2 separate regions of the Homo sapiens genome follow, and region 1 is linked to region 2. A link is an interaction called in ENCODE POLR2A ChIA-PET data of the cell type or tissue named here. Cell type or tissue: PC-3. All regions are shown on one strand. Each heading gives the region's core, and the rest is flanking DNA. Links, peaks and the distances in the headings are about the cores only.

What was found. ChIA-PET counts read pairs that join two places held together with the same protein. Peaks named below come from ENCODE experiments on the same cell type or tissue, not always from the same donor. Only the 100,000 strongest peaks of a DNase experiment are listed, where the experiment ranks them.
Region 1: POLR2A ChIA-PET joins it to region 2 with 22 read pairs; 6 of 35 experiments call an interaction of 5 or more read pairs at or near these places.

The regions. Positions count from the first base shown.
Region 1 is chr2:28,629,517-28,637,255 of GRCh38, reverse strand. PLB1 (phospholipase B1) reads right to left here. Exons shown (of 58, transcript NM_153021.5): 54 at 6,592-6,670; 55 at 5,116-5,220; 56 at 4,217-4,312. Among named protein-coding and RNA genes, the nearest start is that of PPP1CB-DT, 120 kb to the left of the region's middle. In PC-3, for the core only: no CTCF peak of the experiment used is centred there; a DNase peak (open chromatin) is centred at 3,305; H3K4me3 peaks cover 490 bases; H3K27ac peaks cover 2,390 bases.
Region 2 is chr2:28,726,388-28,734,126 of GRCh38, reverse strand. It overlaps PPP1CB-DT (PPP1CB divergent transcript), which reads left to right. Exons shown (of 5, transcript XR_007086259.1): 4 at 2,144-2,216. The region is part of intron 1 of LOC100505774 (a long non-coding RNA gene); the gene reads left to right. Among named protein-coding and RNA genes, the nearest start is that of PPP1CB-DT, 21 kb to the left of the region's middle. RefSeq lists a silencer at 5,358-5,558. In PC-3, for the core only: no CTCF peak of the experiment used is centred there; a DNase peak (open chromatin) is centred at 4,226; H3K27ac peaks cover 1,213 bases.

The DNA.
Region 1 (7,739 bases), core at 1,881-4,380, 96 kb after region 2:
AATGATGCAATCTTGGCTCACTGCAACCCCTGCCTCCTGGTTTCAAGCGATTTTCCTGTCTCAGCCTCCCAAGTAGCTGGAATTATAGGCACGTGCCACCACGCTTGGCTAATTTTGTATTTTTAGTAGAGATGGGGTTTCACCATGTTGGCTAGGCTGGTATTGAACTCCTGACCTCAGGGGATCTGCCTGCCTCGGCCTCCCAAAGTGCTGGGATTACAGGTGTGAGCCACTGTACCCGGCCTCAAGTAAACTTTTAATTGAAGCTAACATACACATAGAAACGAGTACAAATCATAAGTGAGCAACAGATAAGTTTCGATAAAATGAACATACCAGCATCCAGTCAGGCAACAGACTATTATAGTCCTCAAAAGCCCCTTTCCACCTTCTTCCAGGACTATTCATCCCCCAGTGAGTCTCTACACCATCATGCTGACGTCTAACCCCATATGCCAAGCTGCTTGCTTTTGAACTTTATAGATATTATTGTATGTTGTTGAAGTTTGTTCAGCTGTCACTTCTTCAGTGAGGCCTCCCTCTTCCCAGCCATTACTCTGTGTCACATCACCCTGCTTGATTTTTGTTTAAAGCCACAGATGCGGTCAGACCTGTATGGTATTCCTTAGTATGAATGTGCCACAGTTTACTCACCCATCCTACTGTCAGTGGACATTTGGGGAGTTTCTAGTTTGGGGCTATTTATAAATAGTGCTGCTGTGAATATTTTTGTGTGTATCTTTTGGTAGACACATATATACCTTTCTTTTGGGGATATACCTAGGAGTGAAATCCTTGGATCACAGGAAATACATGTGTTCAGCATTATTAAATATACCAAAGAATTTTCCAAAGTGGCTGTAGGCACTAATTGTTTTAAAAGTCCCTGGATGGCCAAGCATTGTGGCTCACACCTATAATCCCAGCACTTTGGGAGGCCGAGGTGGGTGGATCTCCTGAGGTCAGGAGTTAAAGACCAGCCTGGCCTGGCCAACATGGCGAAACCTTGTCTCTACTAAAAATACAAAAATTAGCTGGTCATGGTGGCATGCACCTATAACCCCAGCTACTTGGGAGACTGAGGCAGGAGAATCGCTTGAATCCAGGAGACGGAGGTTGCAGTGAACTGAGATGGTGCCATTGCTCTCCAACCTGGGCAACAGAGTGAGACTCTGTCATACATACATACATACATACACACATACACATACATACACACACACACATACACACACATTCATACATACATACACATACATACACACATACACAATGTCCCTGAATGATTCTAATATGCAGCCAGAGCTGAGAGTCACGATTCTAAGAGCTCTAAGTCTGAAGACAGGGATGTCAGTTAGGAGGCTGGAGCTGTCACCCAGCACCTGGGGAGATACAAACACTGGCTGAGAGCAGGATTTCTGCAGAAGAGGGAGTAGAGGCAGCAGTAGAGGACTAGGCCTCGGGAAAGAGAAACTTCTTCAGATAAGAAGACAGAAGAAGGCAGAGGAAGAGGAAAATATCCCCTGGTGCTGCTGGAGCTTCTGGCTTTGCCTTTGCAAAAGTCTCGAGAAGGACGTGAGAGGAGGGGCAGGAGATGAAATAAGATGAAATAGTTTAAGGTGCTTTTTGCTTCCTAGTAGGGAACCCTGGGAACATCAGCCAAAGCCTGCAGACACTATGTCATAGGACTCTAATTGTGAGACATGAATTCACCGGGTATATATGTGCTTATCAGGTTGGGAGCAGTGGGGAGGGTGGTGGCATGCCCAGGTCACCAGGAAAGGACTAGAAAAACCTGGTCTGTAATCCCCCTTGTGCCATGAACAGTCTGTGTTATGTTGGGCAAACTGCTTCATGTTTCTATGCTTTAGTTACAGAATGTTCTGGCTAGATGACCTCTCAGTCTGTTCCAGCTCTAATGGTCTATTATTTATTTTTTGTTACTCTAGGGGTGAAATTCCAGCCAGAAGCCGATCTGAAAAGTTGGCATCATGCTACAGCTTTATGTCTAAGATTGGCTTTGGATGAAAACATTAGACTGTATAATTATTTCCCCAAATTATAGAGCCTAGGATAAGAAACCCCTGGATGGCTTTAGTTTTGTTTTTGTTATTTTGAAATTCGGGGTATGGCTGAGATAATAATGGCTGGGGAACCATGGACAGTCTTGTTTTGTTTCCACAATAGCTCCAGTGCGGTGTTTACGTTTTGTTTTCATATCTAAACTCCTCCCACTTATCTTTATGAAATAAAGGCCTCTTACCTGGGTGAATGGGAAGAGCTACTGAACTGCTTTAGAAGAGAAGGCCAGAGCTACATATATTTTTTTTTTCTATTTGTTTTTTGAGATAGGGTCTCACTCTATTGCCCAGGCTGGAGTGCGGTGGTGCCATCTCGGCTCATTGCAGCCTTGACCTCCCATGCTCAAGTGATCTTCTCACGTCAGCCTTCTGAGCAGCTGGGACTACAGGCATGCACCACCACACCTGGCTAATATTTTGATTATTTTTGTAGAGACAGAATCTCCCCTGTGTTGCCCAGGTTGGTGTCTAATTCCTGGGCTCAAGCGATCCACCTGCCTCGGCCTCCCAAAGTGCTGGGATTACAGGCATGAGCCACCGTGCCTGGCCAGAGCTACATTGTTAATTCACAAGAAAAGAAACCAATGGACTCTTTTTCATGTTCCAGCCGTCACTATGGCTATCCAGCCCCAGGAGATTCCTGGAGGGTCCCAGATTTAAGCAGACTTGGAGTGCCACCTGGTAGGAAGGCCATACCTTGATGAAAAAACTGGGAAGGAAGGGCCAAGGGCATCTGTGGAATCCCCTGAGGTCTCAGGGGAAAAGGAACAGGGAATAGGTACCCTTTCTTTGGGAAGATTTTTACAAAGGAATAAAGTCACATGATTCAGCCAGTGAAGGACAACCGCCTTCAAAACAAAATCCACAAAAGAAACAGGAATTATACCATATAAACTGATTTAAAAATCGTGGGGCAAACTCAAAGACATTTTGGTTACAATCCGGAGTCTTGGGCTGAAAGAGTACAATAGAAGTTCTTGGAGTGGGCAGGTACGTGATGTCCACAGGAGGAAAACCCCCTGACAATGGAAGTCGACATAAGCTGAGTCTGCCATTAACTAGGCCAAGGATAAAGCCAGTTTACATGCTGTTCTTAAAAGAAGAGGTTGCTAGAGAGGAGGAGATGGTATAGCTAAGGAGAAAGTCAATATTGTGAGTCAGCCGAGTGGGATGCTGGACATACTGGATGAGCTGACAGGGGTGGGAACGTTTGCACAGCGGTGGTTGGCAGAGACACTATGGGCCTGAAACTGTGATAAAAGGAGCTGGAATGTAGCTTGTTTAGTTGTCATAGGACAAAGGAGGGAACATACAGGTTGGGGTGGGGATTGTGTTACCCACTGAGCCTGGATTAAAAGAAACCATTGGGTTGGGAAGGCATTTCATTTGCTCCGTGCAAGAGGATCCAGTTGTTGGGGGTGACAGGTCAAGTGCTGTGCGGAAACCATTCAGTTGCTGGTGGCCAGCCACAGAAGGCAGAGTGGAAGCACCAGGCAGGTGTCCCTGAAAGACCCCCAGACTGTATGTTCATTTCATAAGGTCCCTTCTTCCCATCAGAAAGGACTGGAATAGGTATCAGCCTCGGAAAACAGGCTGTGTGGATCTCCACTTTTCGATGTTTAGAGAAATGAGTTGGGTATGAGTTGAGCCCGGAGTGCTTGGAAGGCTGATGGTGGTGACATTTGCTGAGTGCTAACTATTGTGCTAGGTGCCATGTACACATGATCTCAATGCGTTGTCTGAGACCTGTCTTGTTTTCACTGTTTTATAGATGTTGATACAGGTGGCCAGAGAGATCGTTTGCCCAAGGTCACACAGTACGAGGTAGAAGTTGGTATTTTCATCTAGCCAACCTATCTGATTACAAAGGGATCCCCTCGCAGTACCTGGGCATTGCTGAAGGAACAAAGAATAAAGTTGTGTGAGTGTGTGTTTGTATAACTTTCAAAGGGTGTTGGATAAATATAGGGTATTTTCCCTTTGGAATTAATCTATCAGGACCAATAAGGTGTGCTGCCACTTTGGGCTTTGGGGAGAAAGGAGCCATGTCTCCAGTAGTTTTGCCATTGTGAGACAGAGTGTCAATATCCTTAGATCCCCCCTTGACAAGGCCCACCAGGCCCTTGGCTGCTCACCATGTTGTTCCAGAGTGCGATGGCCATCTCGGCATGCCCGCGGTCTGAGAAGTGAAAACAGTCCTCGGAGAAGAAGGTGAGGTCAGTGTCCCCTCTCTGCAACCAACGGCAAGGAGGTTATCATCCTGGGAAAGGGCTCTGCTACCTGAGCCCCACTCACTCTCCCAGCAGGTGCCCTGGGCATGTCTCCTTTCATTCTTTCAACTTTCCTGCCAACTTGCTCAGATACTGATGGAAAAACTCCCAGAATTTAGAATTTCTTTTTTTCTTTTTTCTTTTTTTTTGAGACGGAGTTTCGCACTGTCAGCCAGGCTGGAGTGCAGTGGCATAATCTCAGCTCACTGCAACTTCTGCCTCCCGAGTACCTGGGATTACAGGTGCCTGCCATCACGCCCAGCTAACTTTTTGTATTTTTAGTAGAAACGGGGTTTCACCATGTTGGCCAGGCTGGTCTCAAACTCCTAACCTCGTGATTCAACCGCCTTGGCTTCCCAAAGGCTGAGATTACAGGCATGAGCCACTGCACCCGGCCGGAATTTTCTTTTTAAACAGACAAGAATTGGACCCACCCATAGTCTCTCCCTTTTCTTTCAGCACCCCTATCCTAAGAGTTGAAAAGAGTAACATTTTTAGGAAGCTTTCCATTCTATCCCAATCCAGAAAACATCAGGGCCAGGCCTGGGAGCTTAGTCACTATTGATTTCCTTTCAAAGTACATCTGAGTTCCAATCACAGCCCAGCCCCCACAAAAAGGAGGTAATGTGGAAAAAGCCACCCTCAGGAATCCTCTTGGAGAGAGATGGTTAAAAAAAAAAAAAGCCCACTTAGAGAAGGAAATACATCCATCGTCTGTGATAAGGCCCCCATACGTGAGCCTCCCTAAAATACCTGCAGCTCACCTCGTTCAGTGGGGTGAGTGTGTTTTGGAAGAAAGGCTGCACCACAACCGCAAAGTCCTCACGCTGTGTGTATTGGTGCCAGTAGGAGAAACTGGAGATGCCATGCTGGGGACAGAGAGAGAAGCTGCTCAACCCTCCTGGCAAGGCTGCACAGACAGGGTCCAGTCCTGCTGCCTTGGATTGGTTGTTGACGGGAGTCAACTCACCCTAAAGGACAGTGACTTTAAGGGGCTACTCTAGTGGGATGCAAACATACTTTTATTCTCCACCCATTCATGGGCACGGACATTTCAAAGCCCTATGCTGGTTCTCAGGATCAGAGATGAGTTGAACCCAGCGGCTCCTGGTGGGAGAAGCTCCCTAGCTACACAGCTCCACCCAGTCCCATTCCAAAGCCTCTGCCTGAAAGGCTGGGTCTGAGCCACTGACCAGATTGCATAGGCCAAAGTCCTCCCCTCCTCTCACTGCACGAAGAGGTCAATTAGAACATGGGGCTGCAGGTCAGATGGGGAGCATCTCAACACCAGCTCCCAAAATGCCCATGAACTTTGCGGGAGGAGAGTCCACGGTGGCTGGATTTAAGTACCCAAGCATGGAATGTAAAAGGAACAGACTAGATGTACTTATCTTCAAGGAGTTTATCATCCATCTGGAAAAATGAGCCAAGATGTGAAAACATGAGAACCCTTTGGGGCTTTTAGGGCCCATCAAGTACAGACTGAATGTGATATGGGGAGATGTCCGCGGGTGAAGTTCAGGCAGGGGAAGCTCCTTAGAGGAGGGAAGCAGACTTGCCTTGTGAATGAAGGAGGGTCAGTTTGCAGAATGGAAATGCTACCTGAGCCTGAGAGGGAACAATAGAGGCAGAGACATAAGCAGGAGTGGAGGTGGGGAGATGGAAGGGGGCAGAGAGAGGGCAAGGAGAATTTGAGGTAGAGTTAAGTAGGGCAGGGCTAAGCCTTTTTCTTTTTTTCTTTTTTTTTTTTTTGAGATAGGGTCTCACGCTGTTGTCTAGGCAGAGTACAATGGCATCATCATAGCTAACAGCAGCCTCCAACTCCTGGGCTCAAGCTGTCCTCCCATCTCAGCCTCCTGAGTAGCTGGGACACCAGACGTGAGCCATTGTGTCGGGCCTAAGCCTTTTGTTTTTAATGAAGGGAGGGGAGGAAGTGAGTAGTAATTATTACACATGGCTCTGGGTGGGGAATGGGCCCTACCACAAGGAGTCTACTCTGGGAATCTCTTGCTGCCTACCCGCTGGGAGAAGGGGATTTTCTCAGCTTCCACTTTGGGGTCTCTCACTCCCTTCCCTGGCCTTGGTGTTCAATTTGCAGGGGTAAGTATTTCAGGGGCTGCAATCTGCTTTTAGGGAGTGGCTTGCTCTTGGCCACATCCTGCTGGGCATTCGATTTCCCAGTCCTTGGAGTACAGGGGGCCCCCCAGCTGGGTCAGTAAGAGAAGGGCTGCAGGGCTTACCTGGAGGTTCCAGTTCACTTTCTTCAGTTCTTGCTTCTCCAGGGAGCTTTGCGAGTGTCTGAGGCAAGTGCAGTTGTTCCTGTGAGACAGGGAGTGTTGTATTGAGGCTGCCTGGGGCACTGTGGCTCTGTCCTCCTGGGAGGCTGGCTCTGACACACAGAGCAGGCCACTACCCCAGGGGCCTGCAGCCTGTGCTGCCTTACCTAGGGCGGGGGGTGACACACAAGTATCCCCACAATACACCTTTGGCTGATTCTTGGACCCAGGTTACAGAATGCTAACTCAGGAGCCCTGAGGTCCAGAGGATGATTGTTCATAGAGAAAGAGGGAAAGCTGTTGCCTGGACCTCCCTGTGGACAGAACGCCTATTCCCCTTCCTCCTTCCCAAGCCTGTGGTCCCTGGGATTTCTCCAGAGCAGGACTGGGTAGACAGGAGACTGGAGTTTAGGAAACCAGCCACAATGGCTCTGTCCCTGGGTTTGGAATCGCTCCTCAAGTTCCGGGGGCCTCTCAGCTCTTCCTGCAACTGCTTAGGACCCTCCCTCAGGGCTCCAGTGTGGGAAGTCTGTGGGAAAGCTGGGGAGGGCCAACCGGCTGGAAGCAACTCTGACAACATGGAACACGATACAGACAGACTCTGGAGGAGCCGTTCCCTGCGAGAGAGCAGGGTTCCCTGCAAAAATGGGAACCAGCTGGTCACCTTTGCAGCAAATCCATTTGAGCCCAGGTGTAGGACTCCTCAGCTCCCTGGAGAACCTCCTCTCTCATAGCAATAATCACTCAAACTGTGGGAGGCCCTCTGCCCTCAGAACATGGCAACTTCCTACCAGGGTTCAAGAGCTTTAATGACTTCCAGCCCCCGATAGGAGTTCTTGTCTTGCCCATTAGCACCTTGCCTCCAAGCCCAGCTATCAAGGACAGGCCCCATCAAGGATGGAATAAGAGCTATTTCCTAAGACCCTGCTCTTGGTAGTCTTGGTAGGCCAGGTACCTTGTTTCCTCTTGACCTCACATCTACCTTGCAGGGAAGGTGTCATCACCCCCACTTTACAGATGAGGAACACAGAGGCTCATAGAGGTTATGTGGTTTGTTCAAGGTCCCATAGCTCCTAAATGGCAGAACAGTCAAGGCTGGATGTAGCAGCCTT
Region 2 (7,739 bases), core at 3,222-5,721:
GAAAATGATGGGCCGGGCATGGTGGCTCACGCCCGTAATCCCAGCACTTTGGGAAGCCAAGGCAGGGGAATCACCTGAGGCCAGGAGTTCGAGACCAGCCTGGCCAACATGATGAATCCCCGTCTCTACTAAAAATACAAAAATTAGCCAGGCATGGTGGCATGCGCCTCTAGTTCCAGCTACTTAGGAGGCTGAGGCAGGAGAATCGCTGAACCGGGAAGGCAGAGATTGCAGTGAGCTGAGATGGCGCCACTGCACTCCAGCTTGGGCAACAGAACGAGACTTCATAAAAAAAAAAAAAAAAAGATGATGCTAATGGTGAAAATACTAATAGCCATCATTGAGGGCTTACTAGGTGCTAGACACTGTTCTAAGAGCTTTATATGTCTTGACTCATCTGATCCCACCAATAACCCTGGAAGATAGAACCTACTATTATCCTTATTTTGTGGACAAAGAAACTGAGACGTAGAGAAGTTCAGTAACGCTAACTTGCTTATGGTTATACAGCTTACCAGCTAGCAGTGGTTTTCAAAACACTATTGTGCATTACACTTCTCCAGAAAGCTAGTTAAAATTCATATCTTAGCTCAAGACCAGACCTTCTGATTAGAAGTGTGAGATGGGGTCTAGAAAAGTGCATTTTGGCTGGGCACGGTGGCTTACGCCTGTAATCCCAGCACTTTGGGAGGCCAAAGCAGGCAGATCACGAGGTCAGGAGATTGAGACCATCCTGACCAACACGGTGAAACCCCATCTCTACAAAAATACAAAAATTAGCTGGGTGTGGTGGCACATGCCTGTAGTCCCAGCTACTCAGGAGGCTGAGGCAGGAGAATCCCTTGAACCAGGGAGTTGGAGGTTGCAGTGACCCAAGATCGTGCCACTGCACTCCAGCCTGGTGACACAGCGAGACTCTGTCTCAAAAAAAAAAAAAAAGAAAAAGAAAAATGCATGCATTTTTAATAAATCCCTGGCAGCCTGGTCAACATAGGGAAACTCTGTCTCTACAAAAAGTTAAAAAATTAGCTGAGCATGGTGGCACATGCCTGTAGTCTCAGCTACTCAGGAGGCTGAGGCAGGAGGGTCACTTGAGCCTGGGAGACTGAGGCTGCAGTGAGCTGTGATCATGCTATTGCACTCCAGCCTGGGAGACAGAGTGAGATCCTGTCTCCAAAAATAAAAAATAAAAATAAATCCCTGGGATCAGGTGTGGTGGCTCACACCTATAATCCCAGAACTTTGGGAGGCTCAGGTAGGAGGATCACTTGAGGCCAGGAATTTGAGACCAGCCTGGGCAAAATGGTGAGACCTTGTGTCTACAAAAAGTTTAAAAATTAGCCGGATGCAGTGGCACGTACCTGTAGTCCCAGTTCCTTGGGAGGCTGAAGTGGGAGGATTGCTTGAGCCCACGAGTTTGAGGTGGCAGTGAGCTATGATTGTACCACTGCACTCCAGTCTGGGTGATAAGACCCATTCTTTAAGAAAAAACAATAAACAAAAATTAAAATAAATCCCCAAGGCAAATCAACTGTAGGAGGCCATTAGACCACTCTTTGGGAAATAGTGGCCTAGACCTAGGAAAAGGAGAGGCTGGGAGTTGAAATTTTCCAGTGTTTCTCCAGCATTGATTGGCCTTCCCTGTCCAGCCACATAGCAGGTCATCGGCCTAGCTGGTACTGTATGTCCTTGTAGTGAAAAAAGGCTGTATCAGGCTTCCAATGCTTAATGAAAATAGCCTTTCTTTTTTTTTTCTTTTTCTTTTTTTTGAGACAGAGTTTCACTCTTGTTGCCCACGCTGGAGTACAATGGTGTGATCTCGGCTCACTGCAACCTCTGCCTCCCAAGTTCAAATGATTCTCCTGCCTCAGCCTCCCTAGTAGCTGGGATTACAGGCACCCGCCACCATGCCCAGCTAATTTTTTGTATTTTTAGTAGAGACGGGGTTTCACTATGTTGACCAGGCTGGTCTCGAACTCCTGACCTCAGATGATCCACCCACCTCAGCCTCCCAAAGTGCTGGGATTACAGGCATGAGCCACTGCGCCCGGCTGAAAATAGCCTTTCGAAACGTCCAACTTGATTTGTTCAGCTTCCATATATAACATTTAACCTTCTGATTTTAATATGGTTTCTTAAATAGATTTTTCCTACCAGGAAGAGCATGTGCTGACCAACAGACATGAATTTCAGCCTGGTAGTTACAACATTCACAGGTAATGAATAAATGGCATTGTATTTTATTAATCAGTCTATTATAACTCTGATTAATATAAATCAATTCCTCAGAGCCAGCTCTCTTTTAAATAAATGGAGAACAATGAGTTTTATGAATTTGCAATCTTTGGGCCCAGCACACATTTTGAGGCCTCATTTATGCTTTCCTTAGTATACCCACATCACTAAGCTGGGAGGCACATTTTGAGACCCAGAATCCTGACACCTCCATGCCTTCAAAAGGGTAAGTTTATCAAGTTTAATAACAATTCATAAAACATCACTCACCTGGGTCCTCCTCCTCTACCTGTGACTTTCAAACACCTGTGACCTCTGAGATATTGAGGGGCATGGTGATTCGTTTTTAATATCTTTGCCCTTTTGCTCTTTTCAAATGACACTTGTGGCTGAGCGTAGTGGCTCACACCTGTAATCCCAGCACTTTGGGAGGCCGAGGCAGGGAGGTAACATGAGGCCAGGAGTTCAAAACTAGCCTGGCCAACATGGCGAAACCCCATCTCTACTAAAAATACAAAAGTTAGCTGGGTGTGGTGGCACATGCCTGCAATCCATGCTACTTGGGTGGCTAAGGCAGGAGAATCACTTGAACCCAGAAGGCAGAGTTTGCAGTGAGCTGAGATCACACCATTACACTCCATCCTGGGCGACAGAGTAAGACCCTGCCAGGAAAAAAAAAAAAAAAAAAAAAAAAAAAAAAAAAAAGCTACTAATCTGATTTGGTTTGAGGTATAACCTAGAAAATCTGGAAAAGACACACAAATGAACTTTGCCAGAAACAAAGCTGTGGAGACTAAACCAATCCATATTACACACCTAACTTTCCTCATTATATATTTTTTTGCAAGGGCAAAAAAAAAAAAAAATGAGGCAGGGTAAAGCAATGACAATTTCCACGGTCTCTGTAAATGAGGAAATTGTCAAAGGTATTTGCCACTGATACACTCCACATCCTGTGCTTTTTTTTTTTTTTTTTTTTTTTGAGATAGGAGTCTTGCTCCATTGCCCAGATTAGAGTGCAGTGGCATGATCACAGTTCACTGCAGCCTCGACTGCCTGGGCTCTAGTGATCCTCTTGTCTCCTAAGTAGCTGGGACCACAGGTGCGTGCCAGCTAATTTTTAAATTTTTTTTGTAGATACCGAGGTCTCCCTGTATTGCCCAGGCTGGTCTCAAACCCCTGGCCTCCAGCGATCCTTCCACCTCAGCCTCCCAAAGTGCTGGAATTACAGGTTTGAGCCACTGTGCCCAGTTTCTTCTGTGCTCTTGATGGAAAACTTATTATTACTGCTACTCTCCTCCTTGCCCATCAGCCATACTCTGGCTGCATTAGCTTTCTTTGTATTCCCAGCACTCCCCAGGCCTGTTGTTCCTTTTGGGTCTTTGTCTGGGGTCTTGCTCTAGCTGTAATGTTCTTTACCCTTAGATTCCCATGATTGGCTCCTTCTTGTCCCTAAGTCTCAGCTAAAGTGTTATCCTGAAGAAAGGCCTTCACTGATGATCCCATCCAAAGTAATCACTGTATTACACCATTCAATTTTATTCTTTGCATAGCATTTACCCATTGCTAATATTTTTCTTATTTATTTATTTTTTTTAAATAATCTATCTCCTGTCAACTAGAATGTAAGCCCTGATAGGGCAGGACTCTTTTATTACACTGTATTTTCATTATTATATCTACAGTGCCAAAAACTATCCCTAACACAGGGGAGATGCTCTATACATGTTTGGGGAGGAGGGAGGAAGGAAGGGAGGGAGGGAGAGAGGAAAGAAGGAAGGAAGGTGGGAAGAAAGGAAAGAAAGGAAGACAATTGGGAAGGATTTTTCTGATCTGAGGCTGATTGTTGGAGGCATCCAACTGGTTATTATTTTGCTTAACAGCAAAATATTTTTATCCACCTCCTTTGGAAACAAGAGATCTTAAAGATGTTTTGAGTTGATTACATAAGACTATTTAACAGTGGTTATGAAAACAGATGAGTTATCCTGAGAGGCTTTACTAGATATTTGTCATCATGAGCTCAGTCTCATAAGTTATTATAATAGAAAATCAGGAAAAACTGCTTATGTGTTTGAATTCAAGTAGCTAAGTCTCAAAATATAATAAAAAACAGTTGCACTACAGATTTTCTTTCAAAATAGCTCAAAAATACCTTGTTGGCAGCAAAGGGAGTAATAATAAAATATCTTCCAAAAAACCTGAAAATAGGAAATAAATTTGCCTTCTGAGAGTTAAACCAGTCATACACACACACACACACACACACACACACACGTGCACACATGCACACATGTGCACGCATGTGAACATGCATAGAATCACACAGAGATTAGGCTAAACCCAATGAGGGAGTAAACTGAGAGATAACCAGTGTGTACCTGAAGACTTTGGGAATACCCCTAACTTCAGTGACCTGGGGGTAATCCAGGAAGGCAATCACCAGAATGTGTTTGTTAATTTAATCCGTTGTATGGAGAAAGTCTGGATGAACAGAGGATGTAGGCAGAGAGCTGTCAGCCTGTAGCCTGGAAAACCTCAACCTAAGAAGCAAGGAGTGGGTAGCACACTCCCAACTACTGTTCAAGAGAGAAGGGGCCTTGGCCTAAGGATTTGAGCTCTCAGGTCTCTGTGGCAAATGTATCTTTGGATAAGTCATCTACCCACCTCTCCTTACTCAGATTTCATGCTCCACATGGCTCCCTGTGTGCTGAAGCCTGATTATAGGAAGCAAAGACTCTGGTCTGCTGATGTGAAGGCTCACCTGTTAGCTGGTTGCATTTATGGTTAAAATGGAATGAATTTGAATTCTGGCTATACAGCAGTCTCTGTGAGCTTGGGTTAGTATGAGTTTACCTGTGAGATAAAGTTCCAGAGCAGAGTGACTTGTGACTTGTGTTGGGTCCATACTAAGTGGCAGACAGTGGACCAGAATTTATACCACAAATCCAGGTTGGCTCTGAGAAGACACTGCCACTAAGGACTGATCTAAACTCAGTTCCCTTTCAAGTTCACCAATTGTATGACTCACATGACATTGAATGAGGCCGGGAGTGTGATACTAGCTGGACTCACCTTCAAGAACCCAAAAGACCCCAGTGGATAAGATGTGGATACTCTAGTCCATGGGTCAGCAAACTTTTTCTGTGAAGGGCCAGAAAACAAATCTATTAGGCTTGTGGACCACATACAGCCTCTATTACATATTTGTTATCTTCTTCTTGTTGTTGTTCTTGTTGTTCTTCTTGTTGTTGTTGTTTTTCGAGACAGAATCTCACTCTGTCACCCAGGCTGGAGTGCAGTGGTGCGATCTCTGCTCACTGCAACTTCCATCTCCCAGGTTCAAGGGATCCTCCTGCCTCGGCCTCTGAGTAGCTGGGATTACAGACATGCGCCACCACGCCCAGCTAATTTTTTGTGTTTGTAGTAGAGATGGGGCTTCACCATGTTGGCCAGGCTCATCTGTAACTCTTGACCTCAAGTTATCCACCCACCTCTGCCTCCAAAAGTGTTGGGATTACAGGCGTGAGCCACTGCGCCCAGCCTTTTTATTATTATTATTATTATTATTATTATTATTATTATTATTATTTTGAGACAAATTCTTGCTCTGTCACCCAGACTGGAGTGCAATGGCATGATCTCATCTCACTGCAACCTCTGCCTCCCAGGTTTAAGCGATTCTCCTGCCTCAGCCTCCATAGAAGCTGGGACTACAGGCATGCACCACCACGCCTGGCTAATTTTTGTATTTTTAGTAGAGACGGGTTTTTGCCATCTTAGTCACTGGTCTGGAAGTCCTGGCCTCAAGTAATCTGTCCACCTTGGCCTCCCAAAGTGCTGGGATTATAGGCATAAGCCACTGCGCCCAGTCTATTATTTATTTTTTATACAACCCTTTGAAAATATGAAAACCATTTTTTGCTCCTGGTACAAAAACAGGCTCCTGGCCACATTTGGCCCAAGGGGATGCAATTCACTGACCCCTGCTCTAGTCCTGAGCTGGCGACTCATTTATGGGGAGACCACAGACAAGCTACTTTAATTAGTTTATTCATAAACAGTACCTTCATAATTTGCCTTATTCCACTCCAGGTGTGTGACCACTAACTTTGCCAGTCTGTGAGGCCAGATAATCAAATATGAAAACTGGGTGGGTCACAGGAGAGTGTTTTGTACTGGCATGGTGCGGGGTGGCTAGCCAAGGAGACATGTGACCCCAAGAGGGGCCGGACAAGAGCTGCTGTCTTTGAGAACACTTTGGAGAACAAGCATTGTCTGAATAAAGTCTCAACTAAAGATAAGACTTCCTAGATAAAGCTAAGGAGAAAATGCTTTTGGTCAGGAATCCCAAAGATCTTTGAGATATTTCCTAAGGGACTCTCAGCTACACACCTACCCTTCTGTGGACTTGTAAACGCCTGGCTCTGTGGGGCCCTATCAGCTCTCTACCATGCATCCAGGTAAAGGGAGCTGCCCTAGGAGTTTGGAGAACATATCCAAATTGCACCTCAATGAATGGGGATCGCTGGAAACTGGATCTTCTGGAACCCAGCTATAGTTAAATAAATTATTTCCTTGAGCGGGGAACAAGACTTAGTGAAAGAAAGGAATTAAACCAACTTTGCTGTTTGTTTTTTTGGGTAAGTTTAGTAGGCAGTCTAAATATATCATTCCTATTACAGCTTTTTCATTACATATTTTATTCTTTGGAATTTAAATCACTTAAAATTTTTATTTACTTTAACTCAAAATATGCAGATGAGCAGATTCATGTATGACCAGAATGTAAACCAGGATCACAGAGCAGCCGGAGAGGTGGTGACAGAACCATCGATGGAACCCTGGGCTCCAGGTTCTGACTCCTATTTTCACTCACTAATTTTTTTTTTTTGAGATGGAGTCTTGCTCTGTCGCCAGGCTGGAGTAGAGTGGCACAATCTCTGCTCACTGCAAGCTCCGCCTCCCGGGTTCACGCCATTCTTCTGTCTCAGCCTCCCAAGTAGCTGGGAGTACAGGCGCACGCTGCCATGCCTGGCTAATTTTTTTTTTTTTTAATGGTATTTTAGTAGAGACAGGGTTTCACCATGTTGCCCTAGCTGGTCTCGAACACCCGAGCTCAGGCAATCCGCCCACCTCGGCCTCCCAAAGTGCTAGGATTACAGACGTAAGCCATCGCGCCCGGCCTATTTTCACTCTTTATTGCAGTGATTCTTGAATGCTGCTATGGATAGGGATGGGGACAGGGGTGGGGTGGGGAGCTCTGTGTAGTTTGAAAAAGATTTTATCCCTGTTAATTCCCAGTGGAAATTCACTGATCTACAATTCATCTGATTTTGCCTTGGTCTTCTTGAAACCTCTTCAAACAAAACAAAACAAAAAAATAACACTCAAGCTGGAGAATGGTTCTACTTATTCAGAAGTGGCCAGCAGAAGAGCTATAGAGAACAGAGTGATTCCCAAATCAGCAAACCCCATGAGCTTGGATGATTCAAACCAAGCTG